2 separate regions of the Homo sapiens genome follow, and region 1 is linked to region 2. Evidence: chromatin loops called from intact Hi-C (ENCODE). Cell type or tissue: Caco-2. All regions are shown on one strand. Links, peaks and the distances in the headings refer to the core of each region. The heading gives the core; the rest is flanking DNA. Region 1 overlaps SLC15A2 (solute carrier family 15 member 2). Region 2 holds the start of LOC101927010 (a long non-coding RNA gene).

What was found. A loop is a pair of places that touch in the nucleus more often than their neighbours do. Peaks named below come from ENCODE experiments on the same cell type or tissue, not always from the same donor. Only the 100,000 strongest peaks of a DNase experiment are listed, where the experiment ranks them.
Region 1: it touches region 2 in a loop (7-fold over the local background); 1 of 110 quality-filtered maps calls a loop at or near these places.

What each region holds. Positions count from the first base shown.
Region 1 is chr3:121,922,120-121,926,519 of GRCh38, reverse strand. It overlaps SLC15A2 (solute carrier family 15 member 2), which reads right to left. Exons shown (of 22, transcript NM_021082.4): 8 at 4,218-4,300; 9 at 3,659-3,745; 10 at 3,391-3,480; 11 at 3,254-3,298; 12 at 2,137-2,169; 13 at 1,487-1,575. Among named protein-coding and RNA genes, the nearest start is that of SLC15A2, 30 kb to the right of the region's middle. In Caco-2, for the core only: no CTCF peak of the experiment used is centred there; no DNase peak of the experiment used is centred there; H3K27me3 peaks cover 176 bases.
Region 2 is chr3:121,988,041-121,992,420 of GRCh38, reverse strand. ILDR1 (immunoglobulin like domain containing receptor 1) reads left to right here. Exons shown (of 8, transcript NM_001199799.2): 8 at 4,013-4,380. The coding sequence ends at 4,054. LOC101927010 (a long non-coding RNA gene) reads right to left here and starts at 4,242. Exons shown (of 2, transcript XR_241555.5): 1 at 2,793-4,242; 2 at 1,842-2,604. In Caco-2, for the core only: no CTCF peak of the experiment used is centred there; a DNase peak (open chromatin) is centred at 2,240.

The sequences.
Region 1 (4,400 bases), core at 218-4,217, 66 kb after region 2:
CATTCTTGCACTCTGTATGCCTGCAGGCTTAACACCATGTAGAAGCCACCAAGGTTTATGGCTTGTACCCTCTGGAGAAACAGACATGTCACATGGTGAAAGCAGGAGCAAGTGAAGGGTAGGGAGATACTACATGCTTTTAAATGGTCAGATCCCACTAGAACTCACTATCATAAGGACAGCACCAACGGGATAGCACTAAACCATTTATGAGGAATTCATCCCCATGATCCGACTACCTCCCACCAGACCCCACCTCCAACATCCAACATTGGGGATTACATTTCAACATGAGATTTGAGTGGGTACAAATATTCAAACTGCATCAAAGACTTTTCCTGATTTGATCCCAATTACTTTCCTTTTTTAAATCCATGTTTCCATGACCAATTACTTTTCAAGGGATTTCCTAGAACTCCCCTTCATACATTCTTCTTTCTTCTTGTTCTTGAGTCACATTGAACTGCTCTTCTCTGTGATACACCACATTTACCCACCTCCATCTTTGCTTATGATGGTTTTTCTATTCGCTATGTCATAACACCAAAAATAATGGCAATACAATCAGGTTTATTGAACAAATGCCATATGCCAAGTGCTGTACATGCTTTACCTCACATTCCTCTGCAGAAATCTGTTGGCTTTGGCAGGGGAGGGACTTTTTCTTTTCTACCTCTCCTTGGCACTTGATCTTCCCTTCTTAGGACACTTATTTTACCTGTGTAGTAGTTGTATTTTATATATATATATATATATATATATATATATATATATATATATATATATATATATAGTCTAGCCCCTTTACTAAGTAATAAACTGTTTGAGGGAAATGTTGTTTTTTTTTTTGCTTGATTTATATTTTCATGACACTTGGTCCTAAACTTCCCAACATTTGCTCAATGAACAAATGACAAAGGGCCATTTTCATCTGGTAAAGTGGTCATCACAATGAAATTGCTATTAAATCAAGAATGAAAGAAGGCTTGAAACTTTCTTTTGCCAAACTCTAAAAAAGACTAGTCCTTCTATTTAGAAAAAATTTCAGGCAGTAATTGGGAATAATTCAGTCCCCAGTCCTACTAGGTTCCCCATTTGTTTTGTAGGGACAACAGGAGATTTAAAGGGATTAGTAGTCATCAAAGGCCTTGAGTTTCTTTGAAGAGACAACATTCAAGAACAAAGAAGAAAGTTGGTTTAGGAGCTAAATTTCACATATTTTTGGTTTGGCATGAAACCTAGACCTGCCCCTCCACCACCATTACACAGTTAAGTCCACAGTAATGGCTTTGACTCTCATTAATTATATCTAATTCACATTTTTCAGGGTCAATAGGCAGTTAGTCTAACATGGAAAAATAGAAGCAGATAGATGATAAACTAAAACCAATCCTCACTAAGAAAAATACTGACATTGAATCTTTTTCAAACTGGGCAAAGACTGAGTCAATTTAGAGTAATCCATACAGACATAGTGAACACTTACGAGAAGTTAATTCCACACTTGGAGACCAGACGATAAATGACAAAGTCAAACAACGGGATGAAGATAAGAACCAGAAGGGGATTTAGAACCTGTAACACCATGATAAAAAGGATTAGCTACAAATATTCTCCTATCATGAGTGTGAGCACTGCACTCATTTGCTTGTTTACACTCTGTCTCACATCTACACACACTTTTGTCATTGTAAGTACAGAATGACTCCACATTCCTCAGTCCATTTACACCCAAGACCCTATTTCCCTTGCATAGCATTTTAGCTTTCAAATATCCCAAGGGACAAGTTTCACTCTGAGCCTGTCTTTCTGCCAGCCTTATTGTGAGCTCTTTCCTCTCATGACTTCATTGCTCACAAAATAAGCCTTACAATTTCTTTTACAAGATTTTGATTATACTATCTTGACTTGGAAAAAAATCCAATGCTTACACTTAACCCGTTGCAAGTTAAGTACTTAACAGGGGATGTGAAGGAGAAGGGTGGGGCTTAATGGGAATGTTTTCATGTCGAAGCTTGGCCCTTATCAGCGTACAAGGAGAAAAGCATCAAATTATGGTTGTTAATCGTAATACTGCAGGTGGAGGCATAGATAAGGAAACAAATAAGTCCCCATGGCTATAGAAGAGTCACATACCTGCATCTGGTCCGGCTGAAGCACAAAAAACCCCTGAAACATTTTAACAAATTAATTTAGTTGATGTCTGAAGAAAAGAAAAAAAAATGTTGGCCTAGATCAATAATTTTGCTAGTTAGCAAGTGAGAAACATATGAGAGAAAATTCATCAGGTCTTTGGTTCAGGGCCACTATTTTGCTGTTAAGATTATTTGGGGGATGGGAACAGACTTGGGAAAGCTTCTGGCTATGTTTGCCAGGCAGATGGGCCTAAGGGAGAAATTATTTTCTATGTATTATGCTTTCCTTAACTTGAAAGAGAATAGAGTCAGTGCATTTTTATTGATCTCAGCAACTGCAGTTCTAGGTTGTAATAATATGAAGGGCAAGACATCATGGTTAGGGTGAAGACTCTCCCTGACACATAGTGTTTCCAAAGTTGTTCTCCAGAGGGTCAACAAGAAGACCACCATGGTAAATAAGAGACAGCCAGAGGAAGGGAAAAGGTAAAATTATATTTTGCAGGCTCCAAATAGACTGACTAATAAGACCCTGGTATCATTCTACTCTGTCTTTTCAAAAACTGAGAAGATAGAAAAATAATACACTAATCTAGGAAAAGAACAATTGAGAGTAGAGATGGTACCTTATTTGAGTGGGCTAAAGAATGGAGTTTGGAAAAAGAGAAAATAATACGTATAACCTTCTCATTCTTTCCATATCCATACATACAAAATATTCCATTTCCCACAGGTCCCCTGCTGTGATCCTTGTTGAAGAGATAGACCAATTGCGTAGTAGTGCCACTCAAACCTGTCCCTGCTGTACTCTGGGATAGGCTTAGACAGAAGAAAATCACTATCCCAGGTTACGCATCACATCATTTGCTAGCCTCTCAATACTTCCTTGTATACATTGAAACTTTCTCATCCTTATGTTCCTGATTTCTAAAGAGAAGATTCTGGTTTTTATTTCTAAACTAGCTTTCTTTATCTTTGCCTACACGGTACCTTCAGGCTAAAAGCACTTCTCTGAAGATCTTGTTAGTTTTCAGGCAAAATCACAAAGAAATTAATTTTTCCCCAATATGGATGATGAAGAAAATAATAGACTTCTCTGGAAAATCTCTTCTACTCACCAAATTCCTATTCATCCTGATGGCTTGCAAAGTCCATCGTGAACCCTAGGGCAAACAGATCCTGTTATGAGAAATCCCTTTCCTGTGAGAGGGAAGTGGCTGTAAGGAGCGGTAATGTCCAAAAGAACTATTCTTACCTGCTGATCCAAAAGAGCCCAGAACATGGGCAATGGGATATAAAGGAATAGTACCCTGGTCAGTGCCTTTACATCCATAATGAGCTGCTTCTGCGAAAAGGAGGAAGAATGGGCAGAAATGCTAGAAGTTCTGTACATGGCTTTCTTGCTTAAAGTAGAAGTGTCCAAAAAACAGTAGAGAGGAGGTTGAATGCAGTAGGATAGAATCATTTTGAACATTAGGAAAGACTCTATCAAGCCATAAGATGTTTCTGCATTTCCAACTTACTGGATATTTCTCAGCCGCCCAGTCTAGCCAGTGCTGTCGCTTTGGAATGTCTCCAGAACGGTTCTTGAAACGATTGGAAATAGCAAACTAGGGCAGAGAGTAGACATCATGGGAGAGACAAAGAGAAAAACATCCTCTGCCTTTTCCAACTTATTATACCTTCCTTCAAACACCATACTTCTAGTGACTTATTCCAACTCTTTGACCTAATCAGGCATTGAATTTCAGAATATTTCTGATATAATTTTATCTATCACTTTAAGAAAGAACTTGCCATTCAAAACAAAAAATAACAACAAAAAAGAAAAAATGTTATCTGTCTATATATAATTACATTTCAGAAGATTTTTGCCAACTTAAAAAGATGATTACTTTTTTTAACTTAATGGTTAAGTAGAGGCATAAGAAGAAGACTGGTTAATCTTAGCTTGTTAAAAAACATGAAAATAGAATAGAGGTCATTGAGAAAAATGTATGCCCACGTTTGAAGGCCCATATTCTCAGCATAGCATCTCTTTCTTTTGATTGAAAAAGGCAAGAAAACAATTTATGGACTTACCCAGATACATTTGAAAACTTGAGCCACTATGTTTCCTTCAGGGGGTGGTTTATTGTATATTTTGCTTCCCATTGCAAACACAACTGCAGTTGATACACAAACAAGGTTCTTAGCTTCTCATTTATTAGGTTGGTGCAAAGGTTATTGCAGTTTTGCCATTACTTTCAATGGCAAAAACCACAA
Region 2 (4,380 bases), core at 381-4,380:
CATGCCTGTAATCCCAGCACTTTGGGAGGCCGAGGCGGGTGGATCACCTGAGGTCAGGAGTTCAAGACCAGCCTGGCCAACATGGTGAAACTGTGTCTCTACTAAAAATACAAAAAATTAGCTGGGTGTGGTGGCGGGTGCCTGTAATCCAAGTTACTCAGGAGGCTGAGGCAAGAGAATCACTTGAATCTGGGAAGAGGAGGTTGCAGTGAGCTGAGATCGTGCCATTGCACTCCAGCCTGGGTGACAAGAGCAAAACTCTGTCTCAAAAAAAAAATTTATAATTAATACATCCAAATGACAGCAGTCCTTTAATGTTGCCACTTTGCAAAGATATGTTGCCATTGCTCAAAAACATTAATAAACTGCCTCAGAGCCAACTTACAGGCTACCCATGAAGATCTTTTCTCTATTTGACCAAAATCCTTTTCTCTTTTGCTTCTGTTGAGATAGTCAAAGGTATATGCAGTAACTCTGAAATAAGTTCCCGGAGCAGAGAGATATTATAAAAGAAGAAGTGTAGTCTGTCACAGGCTTTGAAGGATACAACTCTCATTTGGAAGTACATGTTCTGCTGTGAGTTTTTTAAAAACTCAATCACATACATGGTGTGTGCAAAGGAGCAGGCCTCTTAGGAGAGCCACACTGCTGCTCTTTCTAGAGCAGAGCCTTGGTGAGAGAGTGATTTGTGAGGAAGGTAGCAAAGACCAGCAGACATTTCTGTAATAATTAATGGCAATTATGTCATCTTCTCACAGATGTCCCTTGAGTGACAAGGATCAACAAAATAGTGAAAATAGCTACCCCTTGCTAAGCGGTACTGAGTTATAGACATCTTATATAACATCTTACTTAATCCTCACAACAACCCTGTGTGTTTTGTACTATTATCCTCATTTACAGATGATACAACTATTTCTTCCGTGTTACCAGTAAGAAAATTACGTCCTGAAAGAAAACACAATCACACTTCCTTTACTCATGTAGTGACTAAACCAGGTCTCTTCATTATAACAACAACAACAAAAAAAGTTAAGATCCAGTTTTGGGCCCCAAATCTACATGCTATCTTCTTCTAAGTTAAATTATTTTCTTTTCATTTTCTGTAAGTTAAATTATGTGACTTCTTGTAAGTGAGAAAAGGGTGAGGAACACCAGTTACATTCCAGACACTGGATAAGCCCTTTAAGCCCTTTCCAGGCTTTCTTTTTTTTTTCTTTTTGAGACAGAGTCTCGTTCTGTCACCAGGCTGGAGGGCAGTGGTGCAATCTCGGCTCTCTGCAACCTCTGCCTCCCCAGTTCAAGCGATTCTCCAGCCTCAGCCTCGTGATTAGCTGGGACTACAGGCATATGCCAGCACACCCAGCTAACTTTTGTGTTTTTAGTACAGATGGGGTTTCACCATGTTGGCCGGGATGGTCTCGATCTCTTGACCTCGTGATCTGCCCGCCTCGACCTCCCAAAGTGCTGGGATTACAGGCATGAGCCACTGTGCCTGGCCTCCAAGCTTTATTTCATTTAATCCTCACAACTATGGGAGCCTCTGAGAGGTTGAGTAGCATGCTCAAAGCCACACAGCCAATAGGGAGTGAAGCTTAGGTTTGAATTGCGCTTTGATTCTCAAGCCTGTGCCCTTTCAATAATTCATGCTGCCTCCTTAGAGAGAAGTATAGTCAAGTGCAGTGGCATGTACCCGTAGTCCCAGCTACTCAGGAGTATAGGAGGATCACTTGAGCCCAGGTTCTAGGCTCAGTGAGCCATGATTGCACCACTGCACTCCAGCCTGAGCACAGAATGCGACCTTGACTCAGAAAAAAAAGGAAGAGAGAAAGAGATTATCATTTGGAGTCAATGATATCTTCTGGTGACTTTATTTCTTCCTAATTTTCTGAAAATATCACAGCTTCCTTTACCACCTACCACAACCAAACCAAATTTTCAATTGTAAAGTTACTCCCAAGAAGCAAAGATTTTGTACAAGAAATTGTAAAAGCCTCCATTGTTTGGAATCTCTTTGAGCTTATCTCCCAAGGAGTTATCACTTTACTTATCACATTCAACTTTCCATTCATATTCTGACAGTGAGCAGAGGCCCAGGATCAAAGCTTGATTTGGCAGATTGCTCAGTTTGAAGGCACTGTGTTTAGTTTGTTTTGTTTGTAACTGGAATTTTGAATGCATTTACTGAGGCAAAGTCTGCAGGGCCAAAGTCTTGCTGTTCCCTCCTCTCCTTGGGGCTGGCTGCTGCTTCTTACACAGGCTGCCTTCCTAGCCTCTGGAGTCATTGGAGCTTGTAGTGAAACATCCTAATACAATTGGGCCTCTAGATGGTGACCTTCCATCATGCAGCACTGGAAGTTCCTGTTTACTGCTTGAGTTGATAAGATGTATCACTATTTTCCTAAAGCAGGCTTTCAGCAGCTACAGCTTTACCATAACTTTTTATAAAATGCTTATTTAAAATACTTCATTTGGCATTTAGAGAAACATAAATGGAACAACTTTTTTTGTTGTTGTTCATGTGGAACCTTCTCTCTCAAGAGTAATATTTGACAAATAGATATTGACAAACAAGGGCTTCCATGCAGATGATTTCATGGTAACCTGAAATAGATAGGAACGATATGTTACACAGTGCCCATGAGAAAATGGAGGTTATATTGAGGGATCTTCCACCCAACTTCAGAACCAGGATTCCAGCCAAGATCTTCTCAATTCAGGTCTGGTGGCGTTTTCACTCCACTGAAGCTATAACCTCAGAAATATAAGGGGCAAAAACTTCAAGCTTTTACCTTCAGTGAGTACAGACTTGAGTGGCCCAGGCTCCTGGACTCCTTCCAATGAATTATCTTTCCTTCTAATCTTGTCCTAAGACATTCTCAAGGTATTTCTGGCTTCTTCCAAACTTGGCCGGTATACACCTGTTCTAATACAAGAGAAAACCACTGTGTTCTTTCTTCTCCAAGCTAAATTCAAACTTTCTAAAGAGAATCCCAGCTTTTTTCTTGACTTTTTGATTTAATGTTTAAAAAGTTTTATGTCGGCATTCTTAATCTCCTACTTTCAACAAAATGTCTACTCCTTGATCATGTCTAGGTTTTCTTTTAGCAAACTTGGACAAGTTCCTTTTACCACATTTCATTGTTTTCCGTTATGTCAGAGAACATTTATCCTGCAGTATTTTGATTAGAAATCATGACCCCTAAAACTCACTTTCCTGATAAATTGGAAACTTTTTTTTATAGCAACATGAATGTACATACATATGTGATCCCTTTTGAGCAGTATATTTTAGGACAGATACTTCGTTTTCTTATTTCAAATAAGATGAGGAAGGTTACATTCATGGACCACAAGTATAAGTATTCAAAACTTAAATAAAATGATCCCCTACCGTAGCTAGAAAAATATGAGAAATGTAAACCACAGTTCTTCACCCTCACCGAGGAAGTGGAAAAAGCCCAAAGACCAAGTAGAGTGGAATAACTTCTGAAAAAAAGCCACTGAGTTTGGTCAGGAAGAAGTAATTAGTGATCTCTGAAATACAACTTCAGAGAAATACTAAGGTTTGAAGCCAAACTTTTTAGAAAAGGGCTGGGAAGGAATGATTCAGGAGATTATAAAAAGGAAAAAGAGAACTGAGCAATGTCTTCATGAATGAATGGGAGAGAGATGGACTGAAGAATGGAACAGGGTACCCCTTTTTCAGTCTAAGGGAGACTTGAAGGTATTAGAAAACAGAGCAAGAGGCAGAGTGAATTAGACTGGAAGAAATTTTCAGAAATTAAAGGTATTTGAGGGAGTCTCTAGAGAGGTAAGCAAGAAAAACCTAAGCCTGGGGAGAGAGATTGGTTTCATGAAGAGTAAAGAAATACTTTTTAGGTTCAGATCTGCTGTCCTGGCAGCCACCACCCACTTAGGATTTGTAAATCAAGAGCACATTATGTGTTACATGCATAGACGGATTGCACTGACTGGATTTTTTTTGTGTGTGTATTCTTCTATTTCCCAGGAGAAAGACAGCTCTCATAGTGGAAGGAGTGTGGTCATTTAGTCACCAAGCACAGCACAACTTCTGTGGCTACTTCTCGGCTCCTGTGTGTCATCAGCATCACCTAGGTTTCCAGCTGACTTGGGAACTGCAAGTCTGAGTCTAACAGTTTTTGGCTTAGATTCTGAGAATCAAATAGAAGAATTTTAAATACAAGAGTTTGAGATTGGGTATAGTGGCTCACACCTGTAATCACAGCACTTTGGGAGGCTAAGAATCACTTGAGACTAGGAGTTCAAGATCAGCCTGGGAAACATAGTGAGACCCCGTCTCTACAAAAAATATAAAAATTAGTTAGGTGTGGTGGCATGCACTTGTAGTCCCAGCTA